Regions from separate parts of the Homo sapiens genome. Here region 1 is linked to region 2. Evidence: chromatin loops called from intact Hi-C (ENCODE). Cell type or tissue: left ventricle myocardium inferior. All regions are shown on one strand. Links, peaks and the distances in the headings refer to the core of each region. The heading gives the core; the rest is flanking DNA.

Region 1 (4,670 bases), core at 478-4,477, 170 kb after region 2:
TTTCTCAGTCATGGCACTCAAGGGCCCAGGAACCTCTGTGACCACGGCTACACAGATCACAGTCCCTTCACAGAGTTTGGTTGGGTGGCACCAATCTGCAGCTGCCAGGAACTACCTTCCTGCACCCCCACAGGCCTACTTTTAACTCCTTTTCTAGTCCTCTTTCATCACCTCATGAGGCAACACTACACAGCAAGGCATGATCAGATAAATTTGCAGCCTCTGTAACCTTCTTTGTGGTCCTCTTTTTGAAGATAAAGTGGTAATGCCCCAAATCCAAATCTTGAGATGATTTGCTAGGCACACTCTTCTTAATCAAAGAGAGGCCATTTTCATCAGTTAGAACATGAAGCAAGCAATAAATTGCCGAAAAGAGAAATGTGAGATCTGGATTCCAGCTACCTCTGACTTTTGTCACTAGCTACTGGTTTAAACCCGGATGAATCATAGTTCTTAAGTCAGTGGTGGTAGAAATCTCAAAGATTTATGGAACAGAGTGAATGATCTTAGACAAGGGTATGGAAATAAGCGTATTCCTCTCTTCCTCTTCAATCTAAAATTGATGTTTTTAAGTATAAGGGAAGAGCAAAGGTATTAAATGTGGGAATGCCTTATGTTCCTTTTTAAATATATACATAATTCCTTTTTAATATATATATTTAGAAGTTTTGAAATTCTTTTATATATATTTGAAATTCTTTTATATATATGTGTATATATATGTGTGTGTATATATGTGTGTGTGTGTGTGTGTGTATATATATATATATATATATATATTTTTTTTTTTTTTTTTTTTTTTTGGAGACAGAGTCTCGCTCTGCCAGCCAGGCTGTAGCACAATGGCCCAATCTCTGCTCACTGCAAACTCGACCTCCCAGGTTCAAGCGATTCTCCTGTCTCAGCCTCCCGAGTAACTGGGATTACAGGTGCCTGCCACCATGCTCAGCTAATTTTTTTATATTTTTATTAGAGATGGGGTTTCACCATGTTGGCCAGGCTGGTCTCAAACTCCTGACCTCAAGTGATCCACCTGCCTCAGCCTCCCAAAGAGCTGGGATTACAGGCGTGAGCCACCACGCCCAGCTGAAAACTTCTAAATGTATTCATATGTTAACATTTAGAAAACACAGATAAACCAAAGTCTTTATTTTTAATCAACTGTTTCAAGTTTTGTGTTTGTATTAATCAAAGTTTTAATAAACTTTCTATTGATGAGACAGTAGTTCTCTTTAATAGTGGTAGATGAATTGTGTTTATTCTAAAACACTATTAACATTAGCTAATTTCAGATCATCAACTGGTTAAAGCCAGCTCAGAAGAAGGTCTGTTGTAAAGCCATTTAATGAACTGACATTTATATAGACATGAATGAACACCTGGAAACTCAAACTGTGTTTCCTTACAGTGTGAATTAGTAAAGACAATTCTCCATGTGGCACCTGCCCTAGGCCCGCTCAGGGTGTACGGACTGGGTGCTGGAATGGACACTTGATCTTGCTGGCCATCAGCGTATTCTCCCTTTGATGAGAGGAGCTGATTCTGTGATTTCTAGGTCTCTTCCAGTTCCAAAACGTGGTAGTTTTGCTCCAGAAGCATGAAACTGGAAAAGATGTTGAGGAATTCTATCTATTCCTAAACCAAGATTGACTTACCTCTGGTCATATTTGCTGTCTTACAAATGGCCACAAATACAGAGACTGTTAAATACATCCCATGTCACATTACAGGGTTTTTTTTCGTTCACATTTTATAGTAATTTTTTGTTCCCTACTTTTTAGTGCATTTTTAAACTCTTCTCCTATTCTTTTCACCAACTTCTTTTTTTTTTCCAGTACCACTCCATTTTTTCCATTCAAATATTTATTGAATGCCTTCAGTAAGTACTGCAGGTACAGACAGAAATATGATGGTCTCTGCCCTTCTGTTGTTTATAATTTAAATAGAATATAAAAAACATACCTAAGAATCATTCCAAGTGCTTAGTGAGCACAGTGTCTTAGGGTATGTAGAATGTGACTGGACACTACAGAAGTCCAGAGACGGCAGAGGTCAGTTCAGTGAGTCAGTAAACACCACAGGGACTGAAAAGGCTGGAGAAGCCACGTGGAAGAGTAGTAGGATTTAGGTTTTAGAATGAGTATAAAAGACAGCAGAGGGCTTTCCATTTTGTTATGAGATGTGAGCCGGGCTGTGCCACAGCATGTTGATGTATTTCTCCCGTGCCTTCCCAATAGCAGAAATGCAGTCTTACTCAAACCTCTGCTCCTTACTGCATGTCTGGCATCTAGTGACTCTGCTGACTTGTCTAGTGAATTCCTGGCTGACGTTGCACCATGAGCAAAGACCAAGTGAAGACTCAGGGCTGTAGAAGACAGTAGAGAACAAATAAAGGGCAGTCTCAAAAAGGTTGACTTTATTCTTTTTCTTCCTGCTTCTCAGTTGTATCACCTACTTCCCCATTTTCCCTCTCCTCCTCAAATTTAATGGCTGGCTTCCAAACATGGTTTTTTGGGGGGGTTTTTTGAGATGGAGCCTCACTACATTGCCAAGGCTGGAACACAGTGGAGCGACCTCAGCTCACTGCATCCTCCGACTCCCGGGTTCAAGCAATTCTGCTTCAGCCTCCCGAGTAGCTGGGATTACAGGTGCCCACCACCACACTCAGCTAGTTTTTGTAATATTAGTAGAGATAGGGTTTCACCATGTTGGCCAGACTGGTCTCGAACTTCTGACCTCAGGTTATCTGCCCACCTCGGCCTCCCAAAGTGCTGGGATTACAAGCATGAGCCACCACACCTGGGCCCAAACATGTTTTTAAGTGCCAAAACTTTTTCTTGACACCAGACTTACACAGAAGTACAGTGTCAATCAGCTGGAAATGGAGATGGGGACTAGAGCCTTCCCCACCCACCACCACCCACCCTTCCCATCCTTCAGGGCCTCCTGAAGGCCTCATAGAGCAATGTGAAATTTCTTTTCCATTCCAAGAGGGAGTGGCCCACTGCTGAGTCAGTACTCAGCTGGCACTGAACTCACCAGTGGAGTCCACCTGCCTCTGCTGCCCCTTGCATGAGCCTCTTTGTCCACTCTCTGTAATGAAGCCCACAGAACAATTGAAGGAGACACCAGAATTTCCCCTTGAAGAGGAAGCAGTGACACTTCCAACTGTAAACTGAACACTTTATTCACTCTTGATATAGGAAATGCTGTCACGTGTATGTAAATTTCACCTGTTAACTTATCAGGACTCATTCTAGCAATGTTTTTGGTTTTTGTGGGGTTTTTTTGGTTTGTTTGTTTTACATTTTAATAAATGCTTTCTAGCCACCATAATACCTACTGTATGGTAAACTCTGTATATATACGTGATCTTATTTAATCTCCTTTTCCATAGAAACTCTATATTCTTTTAAGAGATACCTTCCACCATTCCACAATATCAGCTGTGCTCCCCTGCAGAGTTTTCATTTGATGACATCCACCAGAAACTTCTTACCACACATTGCTGTGTTTGGGGGTTAACTTAAATGTGGGTCCAAATTATCACACAGAACAGTTTACTGCTTAAATAACCCTTATTTAGTTCTGAATTTCTTTGTAATCAGTTAATATATTATTGTAGATCAAATACTCATGAAATTAGAATGATGTTAATTATTTACATTATCAATTACAAACTCAACTGTTTTATATAAAAAGAAAAAACTCCTTAATTCTTTTAAGAACAAAGACACTGACTTGCTTTTTAATTAACAAAATATGAGCAATTTCCATTTGATTAAATGTCCTTTTCCAACATGATGCCTGATAGCTGTGTGGTATTCCACAGTAATAACCTACTGTATTTTATTTACTCAGTCCTCTATTTTTTAAGATTTAGGCTGTTTCCAGTTTTCTACCATTATAAAGAGCAACACTATTGTGAACATTATGTTTTTGCTTTCATTTTCCAGTTTTCTACCATTATTAAGAGCAACACTATGTGAACATTGTTATATTTTTGCTTTTGTTTCTTTCTCAATTTTTTTTTTTTGCCAGAACTGAATTTTCTGGGTGAAAGAATGCACATTTGTGTAGCTTTTGATACATACTGCTAAGTGCCTTAAAGAAAGCTATAATGAGCCAGGTGGGTGGCTCACAGCTATAATCCCAGCACTCTGGGAGGCCAGGCCAGTCAGATAGCTCGAGATCAGGAGTTTGAGGCCAGCCTGAGCAACATAGCAAGACCCCCATCTCTACAAAAATTTGGCTGGGTGTGGTGGCTCACGCCTGTAATCCCAGTACTTTGGGAGGCCAAGGTGAGTGGATCACTTGAGTTCAGAAGTTTAAGACCAGCCTGGCCAACATGGCAAAACCCCATCTCTACTAAAAATACAAAAAAAATAGCCAGGCTTTGTGATGCATGCCTGTAATCCCAGCTACTTGGGAGACTGAGGCAGGAGAATTGCTTGAACCCAGGAGGTGGAGGTTGCAGTGAGCCAAGATCACGCCACTGCACTCCAGCCTGGGCGACAGAGTGAGACTTCATTTGGTGCACACCTGTAGTCCTAGCTACTGGAAGGCTGAGGCAGGAGGATCACTTGAGCCCAGGAGTTAAAGGCTGTGGTGAGCTATAATCATTGCCACTGCACTCCAGCCTGGGTGACAGAGCAAGTCCCCCCCCGCAA
Region 2 (4,670 bases), core at 216-4,215:
TTTCCCTCCCTGTGTCCATGTGTTCTCATTGTTCAACTCCCACTTATGAGTGAGACCATTTCTAAATAGTCCTGGGCACCTCCTATCCTGTACTTGCCATCAGAATACTTCTGAAGATGACATTCTAGACAGCCACTGTTACTCAGAATTGGCACTAGAGATGAAACTTATTTGCTCTGCAAGCTTCCAGTGTTGCCAGATTACATAAAATAGATAAAAGATAATATCCAAATTTTGTGGCGGGTTTTAATCACTGATACTAGGTCCAAGGGGAGACTCTAGTCCCTGGGAAGGTGACTGGTAATAACAATCCAAGGCTGTCATTTTTTTTGAAAGGTAAGGGATTTAGTTACAAATCTAGGAAGCAAAGTGTAGTCTATGTCAAAAATAAAGTGGGAGCTTCCATTTCTGAATTAGGATAGAAGTCACATTTATGGCAAAGGTGATTGAAGGCTGAAAGTCCTAGAGCCTGGCTTGGGGCAGAGTCTGTGGGTGGGGGTCAGATAATCTCAAGGAAGAAGATGCAAGTTCTGGAGAGTGCCTGTCACACAAACGTATTGTTGGTGAATGAACAGATGAATGCTTTTTCCATGAGAGATATTTAAAATTAGAGGTCATGTCCCTGACTGTTTTTTGTATCAAATCCATAACATTCACGCTGAGGCGGGCGGATCACAAGGTCAGGAGATTGAGACCATCCTGGCTAACATGGTGAAATCCCATTTCTACTGAAAATACAAAAATTAGCTGGGCGTGGTGGTGCGTGCCTGTAGTCCCAGCTACTCAGGAGGCTGAGGCAGGAGAATTGCTTGAACCTGGGAGGCGGAGGCTGTAGTGAGCCAAGATCATGCACTGCACTCCAGCCTGGGCGACAGAGCAAGACTCCATCTCAAAAAAAAAAAAAAAAAAGCATAACATTCTTTTTTCCCTTAAAATGCAACTTGGCAAAGATGATTTTGTTGGGGGAAATTGGTTTAAGCTAATAAATACGTAGTTTCACTGTCCTAACTTTTGAAGTTCTGTTCATTGATTCCAAGTCCTCAGTGGCCACTGCACTTTAGAAATTCATGTATGAGGCTGGGTGTGGTGGCTCACGCCTGTAATCCCAGCACTTTGGGAGGCTGAGGTGGGCGGATCATGAGGTCAAGAGATCAAGACCATCCTGGCCAACATGGTGAAACCCCGTCTCTACTAAAAATACAAACATTAGCTGGGCATGGTAGTGTGTGCCTGTAGTCCCAGCTACTTGGGAGGCTGAGGCAGGAGAATCGCTTGAACCCTGGAGACGGAGGTTGTAGTAAGCCAAGATCGTGCCACTGCACTCTAGACTGGCGACAGAGCGAGACTCCATCTCAAAAAAAAAAAAAGAAAAAAAGAAATTCGGGTATGATTAGGCTGTAGAAATTTTTTTATTGCTAAATTTCAGCCTGTTAACTACAAAACTATGGGTTTTTTTTCCTAGTAATAATACAAAAATTGTCCCAGAAGCATATTTAATAAACTCCTTTCTTATAAAAGTATTATAGTTCTTAAACTAATGGTTGTTGTTGATCAGTTTTGGTCAAATGTTTGAGAATATTATTCTTGAAAACATGGAGCATGTTCAGGATGTTGTTTGTCAATCCATTAACAAATCCTGTTCTACTTCCAAATTATTTCATGAACCCTCTCCTTTTCACCCTCATTACTGCCATCTCCCTGCCTGGCCGCCCGCGTGTAGTGCTGCAGTACAATGATAGTAGCCTCCTCGCTGGCCTTGAGCTTTCCATCTGGCTGTCTCCACTACGTTCTTCACATTATAGCAAGACTGACCTGGAAACTACCTGGACGCAGCTGACCCTCTTGCCTGGTATCCTTCAATAGCTTCCCATTTTCCTTAAAGTCAAATCTGAACTCATCATACTATCCTTACAAGCCTGTGTGATCTGCCCCCTGCCTGTCTAAACACAGTTTATGTTACTCATCCACCAAACACTTCCCAGGCCTGTCACACGCCACCTCCTGCTTCCGGAACAGATTCTTCTTCCCGCCCTGCAGTTGGTTCTACCCAGCTTCAAGGTCTCTGTTTAAATATCATCTTTTGGAGGAATCTTACCTGACCACCCCAGATGGGGTCATTTCTGTTACTTTCTCTCCCTTTTGGATCCATTTATCACGAGTTCTGTTTTGTTTGATTACTTTTTTGGGGCTGTGTTCAATAAAATGTAAGCCTTATGAGGCAAGAACTGTGTCTAGCTTGTTTACTACGACAGTGTGTCATCAGTGCTTATGAGTAGTACTTAGTAGGTGGTGAATAAATATTTACTGAACAAATGAAGGTGGCAGAGGTATGCTGGCAGGAGAGCAGGGTGTATTCATTGGTATCTCAGTTTTAGCATGAAAAAGAACATAATTTCACATGGTTAGAGGGACTGAAACATTGTCTAGAATTTGGTCACATAGTAAAAAGCTGGAGAATAATTCTGAGAACCATTTATCTTAAAAGTTCCAGAAATTCTGTTTTTTTGGTAGGTATAGTTTGCCTTTTGCTTATTCAGCTAGTTTGAATCATATTGATAATGTGACTGCATGATAAGTCAGCCATATGCTGAGGTTTCTACTTTAAAGATAAGTAGCTACCTTAATTTGAAAGTATTATTTGCATTCTCTGAGCAGACCCATGGTGAAATGATCTGATTATCAATATTTAAGATTTATAATGTCTGCTGAAGATGACAGTGTTGCCTTAGTTATGAATTCTTTATGACAGACATTTTATATCAGGACTAGTTTGTTTCGTAAAGCCATTCTGTGTCAGTTTATAGGAAGGCATAGGCTTTTCTGTTTCCTGGGACATAAGGGGACTCGTCTAATAAATTTTTTTTTTTTTTTTAAAGACAATGTCTGGCTCTGTTGCCCAGGCTGGAGTGCAGTGGTACCATCTCAGCTCATTGCCTGCCTCCTGGGCTTAAGCCATTCTCCCACCTCAGCCTTTCTTTTTTTTATTTTTATTTATTTATTTATTTATTTTGAGATGGAGTCTCATTCTTGCGCCCAGGCTGGAAGTGCAGTGGCGTGATCTCTGCTCACTGCAACCTCCGCCTCCTGGGTTCAAGCAATTCTCTGCCTCAGTCTCCCGTGTAGCTGGGATTATAGGCATCTGCCACCATGCACAGCTAATTTTTGTATTTTTAGTAGAGATGGGGTTACACCATCTTGGCTAGGCTGGCCTTGAACTCCTGACCTCGTGATCCACCTGCCTTGGCCTCCCAAAGTGCTCGGATGGCAGGTATGAGCCACTGCGCCTGGCCGCATTCCTCAATTCAACAACAGCTTCTTCAATTGGAAACTACCAGTATAGCATCAAGGGATTTACACTTGACAAGTTCTGAGTCTTTCTTCAAAGGTTGGCCACTTCTGTTTTACTGCACCAGACCTAAGGAATGAATCCCTCTAAAACTTACAAATCCTGTGACTTCACCCAGAATTTTTTTTTTTGAGATGGAGTGGCGCTGTCTCGCCCAGGGTGGAGTGCAATGCCTGAACCCAGGAGGCAGAACTTGCAGTGAGCCAAGATCATGCCACTGCACTCCAGCCTGGGCGACAGAGCGAGACTCCGTCTCAAAAAAAAAATTTTTTTTGAGGAATGCATTTCCCCATTCCTCAGAAACAGTAGAAATGGTAGTTAGCCTGGACAGTACCCCTGCAGTTCCCCTCAATCCCAACAGCCACTGAAAGTGGGAATGGAGATATATTAGTCCATTCTTGCATTGCTATAAAGAACTACCTGAGACTGGGTAATTTATAAAGAAAAGAGGTTTAATTGGATCACTGTTCTGCAGGCTGTACAGGAAGCATGGCTGGGGAGGCCTCAGAAAACTTACAGTCATCGCAAAAGGTGAAGGGGAAGCCAGCACGTCCTGGATGGCTGGAGCAGGAGGAAGAAAGAGGGAAGGAGGAGGTGCTACAGACTGAAACAACCAGATCTCATGATAACTCGCTATCACAGGACAGCACTAGGGGGATGGATGGTGCTACACCATTAGAAACCATCCTCATGATCTAATCACTTCCCACCAGGCCCCACCTCTAACATTGAGAATTATAATTGAACAGGAGATTTGGGTGGGGGCATAGAACCAAACCATATCAAGAGGATTAGAATAAGAAAACCACACCAACATACATGAGGAGGAATCAGGAGCCTTAGAGTGTGCTCTTCACTCTGTCACCAACTCTGTGTCATTATGTGCAACTCATTTGACTCCTTGAGCTCTCAGATTACTCATCTGTTTTTAATTAATTAATTAATGGTTTCTGAGGCAAGGCCTTGTTCTGTCACCTGTTCTGGAGTGCTGTGGCACTATCACAGCTCACTGCAGACTGGACCTCCTGGGCTCAAGTGATCCTCCTTCCTCAGCTTCCTGAGTAGCTGGGACTACAGGCTTGTGCCAACATGCGTGGCTAATTTTTTATTTTTGATAGAAACTGGGTCTCGCTATGTTACCTAGGCTGGTTTCAAACTCCTGAGCTCAAACAATCCTCCCACCTCAGCCTCCCAAAGTGCTGGGATTACAGGCGCAAGACACCACACCCAGCCAAATTACTCATGTATAAAATGAATGGATTGAGCAAGATCATTTCCAAGATCCCTTTAAGCTCTGATGTCATGTGATTGGGATTTTTGGATT

The links. Hi-C counts contacts between places; a loop is a spot of excess contacts. Peaks named below come from ENCODE experiments on the same cell type or tissue, not always from the same donor. Only the 100,000 strongest peaks of a DNase experiment are listed, where the experiment ranks them.
Region 1: a loop joins it to region 2, with 2.2 times the contacts of the local background. A loop is called at or near these places in 10 of 110 quality-filtered maps.

Annotation. Positions count from the first base shown.
Region 1 is chr18:12,472,675-12,477,344 of GRCh38, reverse strand. The region is part of intron 10 of SPIRE1 (spire type actin nucleation factor 1); the gene reads left to right. Among named protein-coding and RNA genes, the nearest start is that of PRELID3A, 67 kb to the right of the region's middle. In left ventricle myocardium inferior, for the core only: no CTCF peak of the experiment used is centred there; no DNase peak of the experiment used is centred there.
Region 2 is chr18:12,638,072-12,642,741 of GRCh38, reverse strand. The region is part of intron 1 of SPIRE1 (spire type actin nucleation factor 1); the gene reads left to right. Among named protein-coding and RNA genes, the nearest start is that of SPIRE1, 18 kb to the left of the region's middle. In left ventricle myocardium inferior, for the core only: CTCF peaks have their summits at 1,663 and 1,864; a DNase peak (open chromatin) is centred at 1,987; H3K27ac peaks cover 2,682 bases.